4 separate regions of the Homo sapiens genome follow, and regions 1, 2 and 4 are each linked to region 3. A link is a contact called in ENCODE Hi-C or POLR2A ChIA-PET data. All regions are on one chromosome and are shown on one strand. Each heading gives the region's core, a stretch centred on a gene start or an enhancer-like site at or near the end of the contact. The rest is flanking DNA. Distances are from core to core; before and after follow the strand shown. Region 1 has its middle 37 kb from the start of PMAIP1. Region 2 overlaps NEDD4L (NEDD4 like E3 ubiquitin protein ligase). Region 3 holds the start of SEC11C (SEC11 homolog C, signal peptidase complex subunit). Region 4 has its middle 54 kb from the start of PMAIP1.

The links. Hi-C counts contacts between places; a loop is a spot of excess contacts on that map. ChIA-PET counts read pairs that join two places held with the same protein, here RNA polymerase II (POLR2A). Pooled maps may share reads with other maps.
Region 1: a pooled map shows a loop between it and region 3 (2.9-fold over the local background). The contact joins the enhancer-like site here to the promoter of SEC11C in region 3. A Hi-C loop is called at or near these places in 2 of 50 pooled maps. POLR2A ChIA-PET finds 5 or more read pairs at or near these places in 3 of 52 experiments (CD8-positive, alpha-beta memory T cell, GM12878 and activated CD4-positive, alpha-beta T cell).
Region 2: a pooled map shows a loop between it and region 3 (2.1-fold over the local background). The contact joins the enhancer-like site here to the promoter of SEC11C in region 3. A Hi-C loop is called at or near these places in 1 of 37 single-sample maps with no recorded cell type and 2 of 50 pooled maps. POLR2A ChIA-PET finds 5 or more read pairs at or near these places in 2 of 52 experiments (GM10248 and activated B cell).
Region 4: a loop to region 3 is called in a pooled map, with 6 times the contacts of the local background. The contact joins the enhancer-like site here to the promoter of SEC11C in region 3. A Hi-C loop is called at or near these places in 1 of 37 single-sample maps with no recorded cell type and 4 of 50 pooled maps. POLR2A ChIA-PET finds 5 or more read pairs at or near these places in 1 of 52 experiments (activated T-cell).

The regions. Positions count from the first base shown.
Region 1 is chr18:59,860,668-59,865,253 of GRCh38, forward strand. No RefSeq gene overlaps it. Among named protein-coding and RNA genes, the nearest start is that of PMAIP1, 37 kb to the right of the region's middle. RefSeq lists a silencer at 3,510-3,804. Within about 2 kb of position 1,589, at least 2 of the 41 ENCODE cell types and tissues checked have a DNase peak (open chromatin) inside an H3K27ac peak, as active enhancers do; they include GM12878, where a contact is called at or near this core.
Region 2 is chr18:58,211,548-58,215,811 of GRCh38, forward strand. All of the region lies in intron 2 of NEDD4L (NEDD4 like E3 ubiquitin protein ligase), which reads left to right. Among named protein-coding and RNA genes, the nearest start is that of NEDD4L, 170 kb to the left of the region's middle. RefSeq lists an enhancer at 886-935. Within about 2 kb of position 2,089, at least 4 of the 41 ENCODE cell types and tissues checked have a DNase peak (open chromatin) inside an H3K27ac peak, as active enhancers do.
Region 3 is chr18:59,137,302-59,141,695 of GRCh38, forward strand. SEC11C (SEC11 homolog C, signal peptidase complex subunit) reads left to right here and starts at 2,583. Exons shown (of 6, transcript NM_033280.4): 1 at 2,583-2,734. The coding sequence starts at 2,648. RefSeq lists silencers at 2,013-2,062, 2,483-2,622 and enhancers at 2,173-2,262, 2,343-2,442, 4,358-4,394.
Region 4 is chr18:59,951,387-59,955,950 of GRCh38, forward strand. No RefSeq gene overlaps it. Among named protein-coding and RNA genes, the nearest start is that of PMAIP1, 54 kb to the left of the region's middle. RefSeq lists enhancers at 1,845-2,024, 2,035-2,084. Within about 2 kb of position 1,770, at least 4 of the 41 ENCODE cell types and tissues checked have a DNase peak (open chromatin) inside an H3K27ac peak, as active enhancers do.

The DNA of each region.
Region 1 (4,586 bases), core at 339-2,838, 720 kb after region 3:
AAAAAAACAAAACAAAAGATTAGAATTAGGGGCAAATTCCAGCAAATATTCTTTATAGGACAAGCATTTTCAAAGTACTCCTTGTAACAATGATAATCCCAGGGGCTACCGAGCACATGTTATGTACTAAGTGCTTTATGTACACTATGTGCATGATCTCAACACATACAGCTGCCCAGTGAGGTAAGTGCTGCTCTTATTCCTTCTTTAAGACAAAGGAAATTAGGATTAAGTAGTCTGTGCAAGGCTGCAGGGCTGTGTCATGGTTGAGGCATGATTTGAACCCTTGCCTCTGAGGACATTCTATTAACCTCTGTGAGTCTTGTTTCTCCAGCAGCTTAACAGCTATAGTTAGAAGAAATATGCAGCAGTAGCAATACTCTAAAAGTGGAATTTAAAAAAACAATCTATACACATTGTTATCAGTTCATAAATTAATCAAGGTTCCTGTGACTACACAGAGGGTGACGAGTAAACCCTTCTTCCTAGAAAGAGAGAGTTTTCCTGGATTAAATTATCTACTCTGTTTCAGGAGTGAATCACCCCAGGGTTAGGGATTTGAGGCTGAAGAGAGATAGCAGCTGAACATTTCTGGACTCTGGCAGAGACGGGTAGAAATGAGGTCATTCTAGATTCGAGATTATTTTAGATCTTTCTAGGGGCAGAGCTAAGAGACCAACACTCTTCTCAGGGATTCACTGAGGGAAGACCGAGGCCAGCCATGGGGTCTGATCAAAAGTTCCTTACAGGCCGGGCGCAGTGGCTCACACCTGTAATCCCAGCACTTTGGGAGGCCGAGGCAGGCAGATCACGAGGTCAGGAGTTCAAGACCATCCTGGCTAACACGGTGAAACCCCCTCTCTACCAAAAATACAAAAAAAAAAAAATTAGCCGGGCGCGGTGGCGGGTGCCTGTAGTCCCAGCCACTCGGGAGGCTGAGGCAGGAGAATGGCGTGAACCGGGGAGGCGGAGCTTGCAGTGAGCCGAGATCGTGCCACTGCACTCCAGCCTGGGTGACAGAGCGAGACTCTGTCTCAAAAAAAAAAAATTCCTTACAGTTCTGCGGACTTCTGTTAGCAGCTGAGAGACTAAGGCAGAATTAGGGGGAACAACTGCTATCTCAGACAATTTCCATATACCCTTCCTTTACCTGTCTCAGAAGGACTAACTTTGAATTTCAGTTTGGAAATGCATGATTTTTCCCCTAACTTGACATCAATACTTGATTGTTTCAATTGCTTTTTAGAATTCCAAGGCAGGAGGCAGGCGGGGTGGGCAGCCAGCAGCCTTGTGGGTCACTGGCCTTCAACATGGTGTCAAGGGTCCAATGTCCAGGCTAAGGGGAGATGGCCAACCAAGGACTTTGCTGTCACCCTGTAGGGCTGTGCAGGGACTTTAAGGACAAGAAATTCACCCTCCTCTCCTGAACTTTCCAGCACTGGCTGTTTTACTAGGTCATGCATTGAACTGAGTTTTCCTGACTGCAACCTCATCTTGTGCATCTCTAGCAACTTCGGAAAGGTGGTGTAATGTAAGGAAAGCTCCAAGGGCTTTGGAGACAAACCTGCCTTAACAGGTTAGACAAACCTAACCCCAAGGGCTTAGGAGACAAACCTCACAGCCATGTGCCCCTGCCACTCACAGTTATGTGGTTTTAGGCAAATTGCCTAATTTCTTTTTCTTTTCCTTTCTTTTTTTTTTTTTTTGAGACGGAGTTCTGCTCTGTCGCCCAGGCTAGAGTGCAGTGGCGTGAACTTGGCTCACTGCAAGCTCCGCCTATAAAGTGGTTGGTAAATAGGTTTCCAGGTCCCGCTCAAGCAGAGCCAAGGTCCTAAAGAGGCAGTCATTAGTGAAACAAAAAGAGGGGCCTGGTTATCTTGGAGACCCCACAGACATCTGGCAGAAGTAGTCAAGAAGAAGGTGGGACTTCTCCAGTCCCTGGGGCACATTCAGACTTCTCCAGTGTAATTAGCCTCAGGACCAGGCCTTTCTGGCTGTAATCACAGTGCTTATTGGTGGCTGTGTTTATGTCTCCCCAGACGGTAGACACAAACTTTCATTTGGCAAAAGGCAACCATTACCCCTAAATATACTAGTAAGAGTCTCCTCTTTGCATTGAGAAAGGAGGCATCCCCCACTTAAGCACTCCCTTCCCAGTATCAAAAGGAAAGGGGTCAACAAGTGGTACTCTCCTTTAAAAAGTTTCAGACCTGGACCGGGGCAGTGGTTTAGGTCTCTAATCCCAGCACTTTGGGAGGCTCAGGCAGGAGGATCCCTTGAGCCCAGGAGTTAGAGACCAGCCTTGGTAACAGCAAGATCCCATCTCTACAAAAAATAAAAATTAAGGCCAGGTGTAGTGGCTCATGTCTGTAATACCAGCATTTTGGGAGGCCAAGGCAGATGGATCACTTGAGGTCAGGAGTTCGAGACCAGCCTGGCCAACATGGTGAAACCCCGTCTCTACTAAAAATACAAAAATTAGCCGGGCATGGTAGCACCCACCTGTAGTCCCAGCTACTCCAGAGGCTGAGCCAGGAGAATTGGTTGAACCCAGGAGGTGGAGATTGCAGTGGGCCAGGATTGTGCCAGTGTACTCCAGCATGGGTGACAGAGTGAGACCGTCTCAAAAAAAAAAAAAAAAAAAACCAATCTGGGTGTGGTGGTGTGTGCCTGTAGTCTCTCAGCTACTCAGGAGGCTGAGGTGGGAGGATTGCTCGAGCTGGGAGGTTGAGGCTGCCATGAGCTATGATCACACCACTGCACTCCAGCCTGAGTGACAGAGTGAGACCCTGCCCTCCACCCCCACCCTCCCCCAAAAAAAACCCAAAACCAAAAACCAAAAACCAGAACAACATAAACCTTTCAGACCCACAGAGGATTTTTAGAACAGTGAATATACTGTGTATACTATAATGGTGGATATATGCCATGATACATTTGTTCAAACCGATAGAATACACAACACTAAGAGTGAACCCTCATGTAAGCTACGGTATTTGGGTTTTGATAATGGCATGTGAATTCAGCCATTGTAACAAACGTGTCATGCTGGTGCCCATAGGTGAGGCTGCATAGGTGGGGACAGAGGATGTGTAAAAGATCTTTGTACCTCCCTCTTAATTTTATGTTGAGCTTAAAACTGTTCTAAAAATACAATCTTTTTTTTTTTTTTTTTTTTTTTGAGACGGAGTCTCGCTCCGTCGCCCAGGCTGGAGTGCAGTGGTGGGATCTGCGTTCGCTACCAGCTCCGCCCCCCGGGTTCATTCCATTTTCCTGCCTCAGCCTCTCGAGTAGCTGGGACCACAGGCACTCGCCACCATGCCTGGCTAATTTGTTTTTTTTGTATTTTTAGTAAAGACGGAGTTTCACCGTGTTCGCCAGGATGGTCTCGATCTCCTGACCTCGTGATCCACCCGCCTCGGCCTCCCAAAGTGCTGGGATTACAGGCATGAGCCACCGTGCCTGGCCTTAAAAATATAATCTTTAAAAAAAAGTTTCAGACCTCCTCGAGGAAAGGAGGACAGATGTCAATTTTGTCCCCAGTTGCTGAATAAATGCCCTTTGCTAACTGTCTAAATCAGCTGGAAGCGATTTACACAAAGCCAGGAGTCTTTCTGCATATTCCAGGGACTCCTGGCTGCACCTGCAGCCATCTTTAGCAAAAGCTCATCTACATAACAATGCACCAAGGCCCGGGGAAGCTTCTGGGACTGTCGTTGTTCTGTTGTGTATTCACCTTCAGTTGTATGGGAAGTGTTTTTCTATAAGGGCAAACACTTTGTTTACCACCTGGTAACAAACCTTCTGGTAAACAAAGTTTGCATCACAGATTGGATTACTCCCAGTCCCTGCTTTTCAAAACCAGCTCGGAAAGGGTGTACCTTATCTAGCAATGACTAATTGACTTTATGATACAAGTCTGAACAAAGGCCAAGGCAAGAGTTAAAAAATAATATGTCTGGCCAGGCACGGGGTTTATGCCTGTAATGCCAGCACTTTGGGAGGATGAAGTGAAAAAAAAAAAAGTCATTAAGTTTAAAAAAAAAGAAGGTGCAGGGAAAACACTATTTTAAAACAGTGCAAGTGAGATATAAGGCAGGTGAAAAGCCTAACCATGTGCTATTTATAAAGTGATTATGTGGCTATACCATTGACGATGAATAAGGAGAACTTGAGAAACTATTAGTAAACATAGTTATTATTACCTAATCTTGTTCCTAGAAAAGCCAATGGAAGTTTAGACTCAATATTCAGGTTTAAGTATAGAATTAAGCATCACGAAAATTCTGAAATTATGGAGGGCGCCTGTAATCCCGACTACTCAGGAGGCTGAGGCAGGAGAATCGCTGGAACCTGGGAGGTGAAGGTTGCAGTGAGCTGAGATCATGCCACTGCACTCCAGCCTGGGCGACAGAGTGAGACTCTACATAAATAAATAAATAAATTCTGAAATTATAGAAGAAAACCTGAGATGAGATGGGGAAAGTTACACAAAACTTTACAGATTAAAAGTCATAAAGGATGGGATAGTGGTTTGCTGCTTTCTGTGTAAGACAAGCTTATATTGGGGGATCATCCAAGTTTAG
Region 2 (4,264 bases), core at 839-3,338, 930 kb before region 3:
AAAATTAATAAGTAAATTTCTTGTGATTCCGGTTAGAATTTCCAAAGTGGTGGGTTTTCTCTTTAATTGAATAAAATAATCCTGAAGTCTTTATAGAAGAATAAATACGTACTACCTGAGAGGAGCCAAGACAAATATGGAAAAGAAAACCGGTGAGGGCAGATTTGGCTTACAAGTAATGACAACATGCTAAGAATAAGAAGTCTTCGTGATCAAAGCAATGTGGTATTGATCCAGAATTACATAAATAGTTCAGTGGAACAGACTAGAGAATCTAGGACTGTGTCTCATTAAGAGAGTGAATGTATAACAAGATGATAGTTCAGTACTGTTGAGGTTGGTACTGGCATAACCAGTTCTTTATCTGGAGAGGGGGTTGGGGGAACAGCACAGACCTCTATCTAATATCATAATCAGTAATAAGTCCCGGAATCTTCAAACACTTAAATGTAAACAAGCAATTCAACTTTTACAAGAAAATATAAGAACCTATTTTGTATAATCTTGGAGTGAGGGAGAATGGTTAAGCAAAATTTGATACGCACAAGCTATAAAAAGAGACACACTTTGAACATATATTTTATTTTTATTTGTTTATTTTTTGAGACGGTCTCACTCTGTCAGGCTGGAGTGCAGTGGCGCGATCAGGGCTCACTGCAGCCTTGACCTCCCAGACTCAGGTGATTCTCCCACCTCAGCCTCCCATGTAGCTGAGACTACAGGCAAGACTCACTGTATTAGTTCTCATACTGCTAATAAAGACATACCTGAGACGGGGCAATTTAGAAAGGAAAGAGGTTTCACAGTTTCACATGGCTGGGGAGGACTCACGATCACGGGTGAAGGTGAATGAGGAGCAAAGTCCCATCTTACATGGTGGCAGGCAACAGAGTGTATGCAGGGGAACTCCCCTTTATAACCATCAGATCACATGAGATGTAATTCACTATCATGAGAACGGCATGGGAAAAACCTGCATCTGTGATTCAGTTACCTCCCACCGGGTCCCTCCCGTGACACGTGGGGATTATTACAGTTCAAGGTGAGATTTGCATGGGGACACAGAGCTAAACCATATCAGCTACCATGCCTAGCCAATTTTTTGTGGAGACGAGGTTTCACCATATTGCTCAGGCTGGTCTAGAACTCCTGTTCTCAAGTGATCTGCCCACCTCAGCCTCCCAAAGTGCTGGGATTAACAGGCATGATCCACCATACCTAGCCTGAATATATATTTTTAAACTTTTCTGTGGCAAAAGATACGTGATTAAGTCATAGATCAAGAAGGGATATTTGAAACAGACATGGGGTTACTATCTATAACAAAAAACTTACAAATTGTTAAGAAAACCACAGAGGAAAAATGGACAAAGAATGTTAATATAGAATACACAGATAACAAATGCAGACAGCTAGCTGGCAAACCTATGAAAAATAGTTCATTTTTGCTAGGGAAATGCAGATTAAACAATGAGACGTTACTTTAAACCCATCAGATTGGTAAAAATAGAGAAAAATAACACTTTTTGATAGCAAGGCTGTAATAGAAGTGGCAAGTGGTATTATTTCTCATAATACTGATGGAAATGTGAATTATGGGCAGTTGGGAAATTGAAAAGCAGATGGGCAATGTATATTAAAATAAAAAACTATCATACCTTTCTTCTAAGCAACCTTTGTCCTCGGTTATTTGTCTTTTAGAAATAAAAAATGTGTGCAAAGTCATATGTATAAGGATATTTATTGTACCATTATAGTGGCAAAATACTGAAAATATGAAAACCCATCAGTTGAAAAACGGCCAATTTATGGACTGTTTGTACCATGTAATATTATGAGAGAACTAGAGCTGTATGAGAGTTGGCTGTGGAGGAATTTCTATGAGAACTTGATGAATGAGAAGCAATGTGTAGAAAAATGTATAATATCCAGTTCTAAAAGACGCATTCCTCCTGTGCCCATATGTGTAAATGTGTGAGTGTGGAGAACAAGATGAAAATGCTCATTCTGTATGTTAAGCAGGGAGTGGGGTGGAGGTTAATGTGGAATGGTGGGAGAGTGGGGTGGCAGGGATTTCCAAGTCACTCACCAGTGATGAGTGTTAACCACATCCCCATTTTTTTCCTATGAAGGAAGCTGCAATGCTGTGGTTTGAGGTTAAACATGCTGGCTCCTTCTCTTAGGTCTTGATTTGGTTTTTGTTGTTGTTGTTTTTTTTTTAATTCTAGTCTGTTCTTGTTTTGCTGTGCTGATATCCTCTTAGATTTTACGAGCATATTAATTGTGAGTATTTAACATTCTTCTTTGGTTTATTCTGAGACCCCGTTTGCCTGCCCTTTGGCATCATTGGCAGTTTTTGGTGGTCTACTGGTCTTCCTGTTTGTGCCTCTCGTTTGCCCCTTTTTCACTGGAATGTGCCAGGTTGAAGCAATATGTAGGGCCCGGTGGGATGGGCCAGGAGGTGGCCTTTCAGATGTGGCTCCTGCATGGCCCTGCTTGCTCTCTTGAGCTGCCTGCACTTCAGTCTTAGGACCACATTCCTGCTTTGGCCTACATGAAGTGCAAGGTAGCAGTGGGAAAAGCAGAGAGGAAATGAAGCTTCCTGATAAATCACCTGATCGCTGCCCCAGGGTTAGTCACTCTAGCCCCCTTGGATCTCTTGACTCCATCTCTTGATTTGTTTCTTTTGAATTTCTGGCATCTGGAGAATACTTGTACAGCAGCAGTCCCCTGGTTTTGTTTTTCTTTCAACCCAAGCCCATCCCATATCTGTTCATGTGATGATACTGTGTCTTATTTTCCCAAGATTCTTATGACTGTGATATTTAGTCTGAATCAGAGAAAGAGAGAGATAGAAATGTACACTCAGAGGGCCACTTGGATGGAAACTTCTGTTGATCTCTCCAAGCCTTAGTGGGATCATCTGTAGAGCAGGGATAATAACAGCGCCTATCTGTTACTGTTAGGGTTACTGCAAAGATTAAAATAGGTGGTGCTCTTAAAAGACTTAGAACAGTGCTGTCATATAGTAAGGATTCCATAAACATTAGCTGCTCGGTTTGTGTGTGTGTGTGTGTGTGTGTGTGTGTGTGTGTGTTTTGTTGTTGTTGTTGTTTTAAACGGGATCATGCTGGAAATGATAGATTGCAACAGAGCTTTGGGGTTTTTTCTCTAATTAATAGATCTAGGATGTTTTCTGAGGTGTGTCATGTTTTTAAAACTCTGTGGTATTTCTGTTTCTTTCTTTCTTTCATTTTTTTTTTTTTTTTTGTTGTTGTTGTTGAGACAGAGTCTCACTGTGTCACCCAGGCTGGAGTGCAGCGATGCCATCTCAGCTCACTGCAACCTCTGCCTCCCAGGTTCAAGTGATTCTCCTTCCTCAGCCTCCCGAGTAGCTGGGACTATAGGCATGCACCACCATGCCTGGCTAATTTTTGTATTTTTAGTAGAGACAGGGTTTCACCATGTTGGCCAGGCTGGTCTTGAACTCCTGACCTCAAGTGATCCGTCTGCCTTGGCTTCCCAAAGTGCTAGGATTACAGGCGTGAGCCACCATACCCAGCCTGGTGTTTCGTGATATATCTATGTGTGAGGGTTTCTGTAGTTAAGTTCCCATAGTTGAATTCCTGGTTCAAAGGACAAGAACATTTACAATGTTCATAGACGTTGGGAAATTGCCTTCTGTAGTACTGCACTAGTTTCCACTGGCTGTAGTGGTTGATGAGAGTACCAGTTTTTCCCTAGTTCAATATTAACCCATTTTATCAGTCTTTTCATCTTCGACATTATGGAAGGTAAAAACATCTCATTTTATGTCTTCAGTCAGTGATGCCAAGTATCTCTTCGTGTATTTATATTTCCATTTTTATCCAGTGCCAACTCACATCCTTCTGTCAATTTTTCCTTTGACCTATTAATTTTTCATTGATAAGAATTCTTTGTAAAATGGGCAGTTTAACTCCCCATCTGTCATATGTTTTTTCTCATTTGATTTATTGTATATCTTGTATAGCACCTTTTAATTTTAACATTGTGTTTTTAAGTGTCTTTTCTTTGTTGACTTGGAAAGCTAACAACTACTTACAGCATAATTTCCTTCTGTTAAAAACAAGAAGGAATTTCCCCACTCTAATTGTGAAAATTATACATTTTTCTAAGTCTGAAAAAAAATAGAGGAAAAAACAGAAAAAACAACAGAAAGAACATCAGTCACTCTTAATATTTTGGCATTTTCCTTTTAGTTGTTTTTTAGGAGAGAATGTAT
Region 3 (4,394 bases), core at 1,333-3,832:
AATATTAATAGTAGCCATAATTCCTCCTACTGGTTCTGAGAGTCTATTTTGAGTCAGATGGGAGGTTTTTTTTGCATATTATTAATACCTCACTTGACTCTCACAACATCTCTTGCCTTTTTCAGTATGCCATGTAGTTGGGATCATACAGTATGTTGCCATTTCAGATAGACTTCTTTCACTTAGTAATATGCAGTTAAGCTTCCCTCCTGTCTTTTCATGGCTTGATATTACATTTCTTTTTTGCACTGAATAGCATTTTATTGTCTGGATATCCTGCAGTTTATTTATCCATTCACCCACTAAAGGACATCTTGGTTGCTTCCAAGTGTTGACAATTATGAATAAAGATGCTAAAAACATCCGTGTACGGGTTTTTGTGTGGACATCCGTTTTCAAGCTGGTATTTGGGTAAATACCAAGGAGTGCAATTGCTGCATCATATGGTGAGAGGATGCTTAGTTTTGGAAGAAATTGCCAAACTGTCTTCCAAAGTGGCTGTAACAAATACGGTTTTTATTTGGTGGATGAGCAAAGGGTTCATGGAGGTGAATAAATTAGTCTAAGACTGGACAATATGCAGGGACTTCTACCCAATGTCTTCCTGTGTTGCTTCTCACCCAATGCTCAACCTAAGCAGGAGCCTGGAGGCTGGGCCAAAGGTTCTGATGTGAAGATATCACACTGGGTTCTAGGTTTATTGGTCACATTTTGGACCCTTACTCTATTCCCACAAACCTGTTCCACCCACAGCTTTCCTCATTGAAGTTGAGGGGAACTCTACCCTTCTAGTTCCATAGGTTAAAAACCCTGGAGTCAGCCTCAATCTCTTTTCTTCTTTCACGCCCTATATTTATTCTTTCAAAAAATCCTGAAGACTCTTTCTTCAAAATGTATCCAGATTCTGAACCTTTAGTGCTGCCACCTTAGTTCCAGCAATTATTAGTGGCAGGGTTAACTATCACCATATCTTCCTATGTACTAAGCACTGTGTCTTGCACTTATAATTTTATACATCTGATATTTGGAAGAATTTTACACAGACTAGCTTCTGGATCTGTACATTTCAAACCTTGTTTTTCCTCTCCATCCACTTATTTCCAAGGTCAAGTGCTGCAGAACACTTTCATATCAGATGCCACTTCCAGTGGGACTTCCTGCCACGGTGCCAGGTGAGTTGGCCCAGTGGATGGCAGTATTCCCAGAAGCCATTTTTTACACGAGGATGGCAGGAAAGACCATGAACCACATAAATAAATTCACTAAACTCAAACCAAATGTATCTCCAACTCGTTTCCTCCTTAGCTGGATCCCCAAAATTCTCCTTGTCCCTCCAACAGGAGGGGAAATGTAATGGAGGTGAAGTTGGAATGCAAAGAAACAGAACTCTTAACCAATAGCAATTGCAATATCTTGCTTTTGAAAGTTTTACACATTCTATGGTTAAGTTTCTCCCACACCTTGGAAAAACACCTTTGCAATTGAAGGGTCCCAGAACTTACCTTTCATTAGCTTCATGGTAAGTCAGCTTCTGGTATATTTTAAATTGCAACCTGATCCTTTCCCCCAGACCTCCCCATTCAACTTATCTGCTTTTCCTGTTGTCATAGCACCTCCATCCTTTAGGTACCGTATAAATTATCCATTATGTCTGCCTTCGGTAGAATATAAGCTTCATGAGGGCAAGAATCTTTGCTTGTTTTGTTAACTGATGTTTCTCAAGTGCCTAGAACAAGGCCAGGTGCATGGTAGGTGCTCCATAAAGATTTGTGGATAAATAAATACAATAAAGAATGCATAATGCATACACGAGTGAGTGAATGAACCAAAGGTAATCTAGGATCAGAACTGTGATGATCTAGGACTTCTAAATTTAAAACTTTGAGTTATATTCCACTCATTTCCACTTAACCTTGGCCATGTCAATGAACCTTTCTGGGCCTTTGCTTTCTCGTGTATGAAATTAGGTGGTTATGTATTCATTTAATTAATATCTATTGCAACCCAATTATGGTCAAGGCATTCAAAGATACTTCCTTGCATACAAGTGGTACCACTCAAAATGCAGAATTCAGCGGCCTCAAAAGTCCCGCCTCTTCCAAGCCCCGCCCACCGCAGTCCATCTTTAGGCCCCGCCCCAATTCGGCTCAGCCCGCCCCAGCGTAGAGGCACCACCTTTCCTCGCTGCAGTCATCCAATAGCCAAGATACACGGCTAGGTGATTTGCGAGCGGGAGTTAGGTGTCCTCTTGGCGCCTGACCAGAGTCGGGAAATTCAGCTCCTCTTGAGTAGTCCCTTCCCCGAGTTGCCCCCCGAGGTATGCGGGGTCACTCGCTGCTCGATGTTCCCTCCGAAGGGTCGGACAAGGCTCCGGAGCCCTGTAGCTGCCCTCCCTAGGAGCCCCGGGTCTTCACTGGCCGAGGTGCCCACCCCGCAGCATTCTGGGAGTGGTAGTTTTCTTCCTTCAGGTTCATTCCTGGCTGGCCAGTGCCCAAGACTGGCGAGACTACGATTCCCAGACGCCCAAGCGAGTCGCCGGTCACGTGGCCGCAAGGACGCTGGGCCGGTGGGCGGGGGCCGGCAGGTGCTCCGCAGCCGTCTGTGCCACCCAGAGCCGGCGGGCCGCTAGGTCCCCGGAGACCCTGCTATGGTGCGTGCGGGCGCCGTGGGGGCTCATCTCCCCGCGTCCGGCTTGGATATCTTCGGGGACCTGAAGAAGATGAACAAGCGCCAGGTGACGGAGGAGGGTGGTGAGCGCGCCGTGGCCGGGACCGCCTGTGCTAGCGGGGAGTCGGGGCTTCCCAGTCAGGGCTCCGGCTCCCAGTGAATGCGGCCGGGCGGCCACCCGAAGCTCCCGCGCTGGGCTCTCAGGCCCTGGGTTCTACGCCTACGTGTGGGCATGGGTGTGCACTTCCTTGCCCTGACAAGAGCACAATTAGGGGAGGGTGCAGGAAAGGGGAGAATAGAAACCCCGTGCCATGGAATGTCAAATGTGGTTGAGAATGCCACAGCCACGCTTGTGGGAGAGATGACTCGGTGAACGACAGCTCTCTGAGCGTATTTGAAGGGCCACCCGGTGAAGAGGGAACCGATTTCTCTGTGGGGCTTCAGAGGCCTGACTGCCGGCAGGTGGAAGAGGCAGAAAGGCAGGCGAGAGGGAAGAACTTTCCTACAACGGGAGCTGTCCAGCGATGCCTCCCAAAGCAGTTTCTTCCCAGCCTGGGCAGTTGTTTTTCCCCTGACCGTGGGTCGGGACTAAATAATGCTCCTTGTGCCTAGAGAGCTCACAAGCTGTGCGCAATCATTGTGGACTCAACCAGTGTTCCCAGCGAGATTCCAGAAGCCTTCTCTAACTTCTGAGATGGCTGCACTCTGAATATAGGAGGCAGTGTAGGGTCTTTGGGCAGCTGGGGTGGTTGAATTCCCTCTCCTTTGTGAGAGGACCTCAGAGGAAAACGTTCCTCTTGCTCTCTTTTTAGCCACTTATTGGCCATCATCACTGTCTTTGGGGCCTTATCTCTTCACTATAAGGTTAAGAGTGAGTAGGGATTGGAAAGGAAGCCCTCTCAGTCAGGAAAAATACGACTATGTAGGCTTCTAGGTAGAGAATTTGGGGGACCTGTAGGACCTGAATATCACGGTGGATACTAATGCCACTATTGCTACTAATAAATTGTGCTAAGAAAAATGGGACCTTCCAACCAGGGAGTTTTGATTGTCTTTGAAAATGGTATTAATCCTCATTATTTTGATGGCATCCAGTTTCATTTGCTCCATCATGTTGAGATGTGGGGTGGTGCCCATGGGAGGTCACAGCTTACTCCTTTAGGCATACGTGTTTTTCCCCTCTCACTCTCCTCCCCCTTCCCCAAGTAGAATTTCAGACTAGTGCAGTAGTGTGGGAAAGTTTGATAATTTCTATTTCATCAACCGTGTTTAGGATGTGGTAGTGTCTAGGTGTGCAAAGCTGATGACTCCTGTTTCTGGAAGATGAGTTGTAGTAGAGATTATCACCAGCTTAAAAAAGTAACTGCTAATGTCCTGAGCATTGATGCTGTTCACAAGAATATCCTCCAGGAAGCAGAGCTTTGTTTAAAAATCTAGACTTAATGGCTGGGTTTTTAAAGTGTCTCTAAAATTGGTACTGATTACTGATGGCTATAATTGCAGACTGTCAGAAAAGGCCCTCTGATGAGTGTATTGATCCCTAAACCAGTTTGCCCTTTGAAAGATCAGTGTGTTTTTGCTCTCAGCGATAAGGCCTGCCAGTAGCTGGCTGTATTGCCTGTTTTGCTAGTCTTCTAATTAAAATTCAGCAAGCTCAAATCTACTGCTTCTTGGTACTTTTTAAAAAAGCTTTGTCTTTTTTTTTTTTTCTCTTCTTCCCTCCAAAA
Region 4 (4,564 bases), core at 520-3,019, 810 kb after region 3:
TAGAGTGCATTGGTGTGATCATGGCTCACTGCAGCCTCAACCTCTTGGGCTCAAGCCATCCTCCCAACTCAGCCTCCCAAATAGCTGGGATCACAGGGGCAAGCCACCACACCCAGCTAATTTTTAAAATATTTGTGTAGACAAATAGTGAGACAGGGGTCTCACTATGTTGTTCAGTTTGGTCTCAAGCTCCTAAACTCAAGTGATCCTACCACCTTGGCCTCCCCAAGTGCTGGGATTACGGGTATGAGCCACCATGCCTGGCCTCCTTATGCTCTTTTAAAACAGGAGTGAATAAAGTCCTGACATGTTCCCAAGCCTAAATTTCCCTCATTATTGATTCTTTTGTTTGAAATGTTTCCAAGATAGTCATCTCTCTAAATTATTTCCTGATTACTCAGACGTGATAAATCATAAAGTCACCTATTTCTTCTAAAGAGATTTGGAGAAGTGTTAAGCGATCAGTTTAAATCCCAAGCAGTGCAACATGAGCTGCTGGATTTGCTAATGATCACTCTAAATAGTGTTTCTTGTAAGCATTGGCAATGAACATGAGAACTCGCTTTATTCATTTTCTCTGATTACAAAGAAGATGAAATTTCACGTAAGTGCACTGTAAGAAGCTGCCCATGTTTCTCCTGTATTCAGATAGTTTCCACAATTCCATTCTCATTCTTAGGGAATCAGTTCTTCCCTTGGTAGATGAAGGTAGTTTCTGTTTAGCGGAGGACTTGGCCCATCTTTCCTTAAGGGATGACAATCTTTGTACCATTGCCACAAGTGAAGGCTTCTAGGACATCTCCATGGATGGAATAAGCCATTGCAGAAGGAAGGACACCTCCTCAGAGAATGGCCTTTGAGGAAGATCCATGGGAAAGAGGGAAAAGGTAAGAAAATGCATATCTACTAGTAACCTTCAGTAACACCAATGGGGTAAACTACAAATCAATTTGAAAGGAATACATTAAAGACTAAATGTTCCAAATCAAATTGGTGCTCAGTTTGTGCACGTAAAAAACTTGTGTGCTAAAGCAGGGAACAGATTTCTGAATATTACTTGCCAATGACAACGTGTACTTGCATTTTTACTCAGTAAATGTTCATTATTGTCAAATGTATCCCCAGGGGCCTTTTAATTTTTAGAAATATAAAAATGAATAAGTCATGGTCTTTGCTAAGATGAGAACACAAATTAGTAAAAGATATTTTAGCAATTTCTTTTCTTTTCTTTTCTTTTTTTTTTTGAGACGGAGTCTCACTCTGTTGCTAGGCTGGAGTGCAGTGGTGCAATCTCAGATCACTGCAACCTCTGCCTCCTGGGTTCAACTGATTCTCCTGCCTCAGTCTCCTGAGTAGCTGGGACTATGGGTGTGCACCACCACGCTCAGCTAATTTTTTGTATTTTTGGTGGAGATGGGGTTTCACCATGCTGGTCAGGATGGTCTTGATCTCTTGACATCGTGATCCACCTGCCTTGGCCTCCCAAAGTGCTCAGATTACAGACGTGAACCACCATGCCCAGCAGTAATTGTTAAAAAAGTGTGGTTTTGGAAATGTGCCAATGTGGAGCAAACACAAATTATACATATGAATTAGATCTAAGGCTTTTAGTGCCCTTACAGTGAAACATTAAGACAAATTTCTCTCTTTTTCTCTCTGTGCAAACTAATATTAATTTGTTAATCTATAATACTCTGATATCAACTGTGTAACAAGATGAGCTCATCTTTATCGACGAAAACATGATGTATTTTTCCATTTTGGTGGTAGCTGACAAAAATGACTAACCTTTAAAGGGTTTATTATGACTCACTGATTTGAGCTGGGTGTATACCAATGAACACTTCACTAAATATTAAGGTAGTTTGAAAAGAAACTTGCTGAAAGACTTAACATCTTTTGCAATAGCTGGTTTACACTCCGTATCTCTACTTTATCCTAGAATGAATATCATACCTGAATCTCCTTTGTAAATATTTACTTGTTCGAGTAAAAGAGAAATAGAAAAAAATTACTTGGCCAGGCGCTGTAGCTCATGCCGGTAATCCCAGCACTCGGAAGGCCAAGACAGGTGAATCATTTGAGGTCAGGTGTTCAAGACCAGCCTGACCAATATGATGAAACCCCATCTCTACTAAAAATACAAAAATTAGCTGGGCGGGGTGGCATGTGCCTGTAATCCCAGCTACTTGGGAGGCTGAAGCAGGATAACTGCTTGAACCCAGGAGACAGAGGTTGCAGTGAGCTGAGATTGCACCATTGAACTTCAGCCTGGGCAACAAGAGTGAAACCCCATCTCAAAAAAAAAAAAAAAAAAGACAAAAAAAAAATTACTCATTCTTTTACTAAGAACAAGGAAGTTTATGACCATAAATCATTTGGTGGCACCAACAGTGACAGACTTCAACTTTTGACGTCAATCTTGAATGTTCAGGTTGGGCTGAGGTGCTGCAAAAACACCATAGGAGCACCAAATCCCCTACGTTAACAAACTCAGGGTGGTATTTGCATGATGAGTTTAGTATTCCACTGCTCAGATGTAGAAATAGAGCCACAGAGAAGTGGAAGCAATCATGAATGTTTTAGATTGAAGACAAGCTCAGAGAAATGATTAAAATTCTGGAGTATTAAGATTCTGTTCTGGCCCCTAGTTCTGTTTTTCCCCTAAATTAGGTCATAGAACATCATTTTGGCCAGAAGGAAAATTCGATTCTTTAGTTTTAAAGCTTAACCCCTACCCCCAAAATGCACAGAAGTCAGATTCTACAACATCAAAACACCATGTGTCAAAGGAAAAACATGTTTAAAAAATTGTTTCCAGATATTATTATTAAATTATTGAATTTAAGGTGCAGTAGAATAGCTGTAGAGCTAAAACATGTAGTATTTAAAAGTAAAATTTAATTTTTATTTGTTCATATTCCAGCCAAAATGGCTGTTAGTAGTAATTTACAGTATATCATAAAAGACTGTATCAAGTGTCAAACTGGAATAGTCACTTATTAGAGTCTAAGGAAAACAAAAGAACTTTGATTATTCAGATTGAATCATGGGATAAAATATTAGCAGCCAGGTCACCTTGATCTCAAGTTATATGAACAGTAGACTAAAGCGATTTGTATTTACTTCCCTTTTCCTCCTCCTGCCTTTTAATATTCAAGACAGACTTGTTTCCAGAGGCTGAATAGAGCTGATGTGTCCAGGGAGTTTTAGACAAGCTCAAGGGGAATTGTGAGCCATGAAAAAATCAGAAGGAGGGCCACTTGCCATTCTCATCTCATTTTAATCATGTTATTGTTCCAAGGATATACACCAAATTTTCAAGACTGTTATTCACCTATTTTTAAAACTATTTTGTAGCTTCTATGCATAGCTCTGGCATCATGCATAGATAAAAACTTAACTATGCAATCCTGCTGGATGAGACCTTCCTGAAGACACACATTCCTTACTCTTTTGTGTTACCATTAAGGCCAATGTGGACAAATTTCCAAAGTGTTCTACAACTGTCTTTTCAGACTGTACTCAAATAGGTCAGAAAGACAAAATTCTTTAATGATGACACTTGTTCCCTGCTTTGATGACAGGAAGTACCGATGCCAAGCAAATAACCACATCTGTACTGTAAGCCTACATTTCATTTAGTGTTTTGAGAAACATAGCATATGTGATTCAGAGTAAAGGCATTTATTATGACACTTCGTCATAGAGAGCTTACCTTGGCAATTTCTGCTGTTTAAAAAAGTGCATTCAGCTTTTAACCCATGGAATTCTGATAGCTCCGATTTTGCCTGTACTAAAATTACTTTCGCACTTCTTAGGGGTTTGAATGTAACCTCCTACATAAATTTTTTGGTGTCCAGAGATTCCATGCCATGGAAAGAGAAACAGACCTATTCTTTTTTAATTTTTGAATTTTTAAATATATTTTGTAATTTTTGTGGATACATAGTAGATGTATATATTTACGGGATACATGGCGATGTTTTGATACAGGCATGCAATGTGAAATAGCACATTACGGAGAATGGGGTAATCATCCACCTCTCAAGTATTTATGCTTTGAGTTATAAACAAGCCAATACATGAAGTTATTTTATTTATTATCATTATTATTATTATTTGAGACAGGGTCTCATTCTGTTGTCCAAGCTGGAGTGCCGTGGCACAATCAAGGCTCACTGCAGCCGTGACCTCCCTGGGCTCAGGCGATCCTCCCACCTCAGCCTCCTGAGTAGCTGGGACTACAGGTGCATGCCACCATGCCTGCCTATTTCTTTTGCATTTTTTGTAGAGACGAGGTTTTGCCATGTTGCCCAGGCTGGTCTCAAAATCCTGGGCTTAAGCAATCCATTTGCCTTCACCTCTCAAAGTGCTAGGATTACAGGCATAAGCCACTGTGCCTGGCCATAAGTTATTTAAAAATATACAATTAAGTTATTATTGACTATAGTCACCCTATTGTGCTGTCAAATAATAAACATTATTTCTAAAAGAATAATGGAAACATAAGATGACAAAATATTTTGTCGTTTTATTTTGACTTCTGGGAGATGCAATGTGG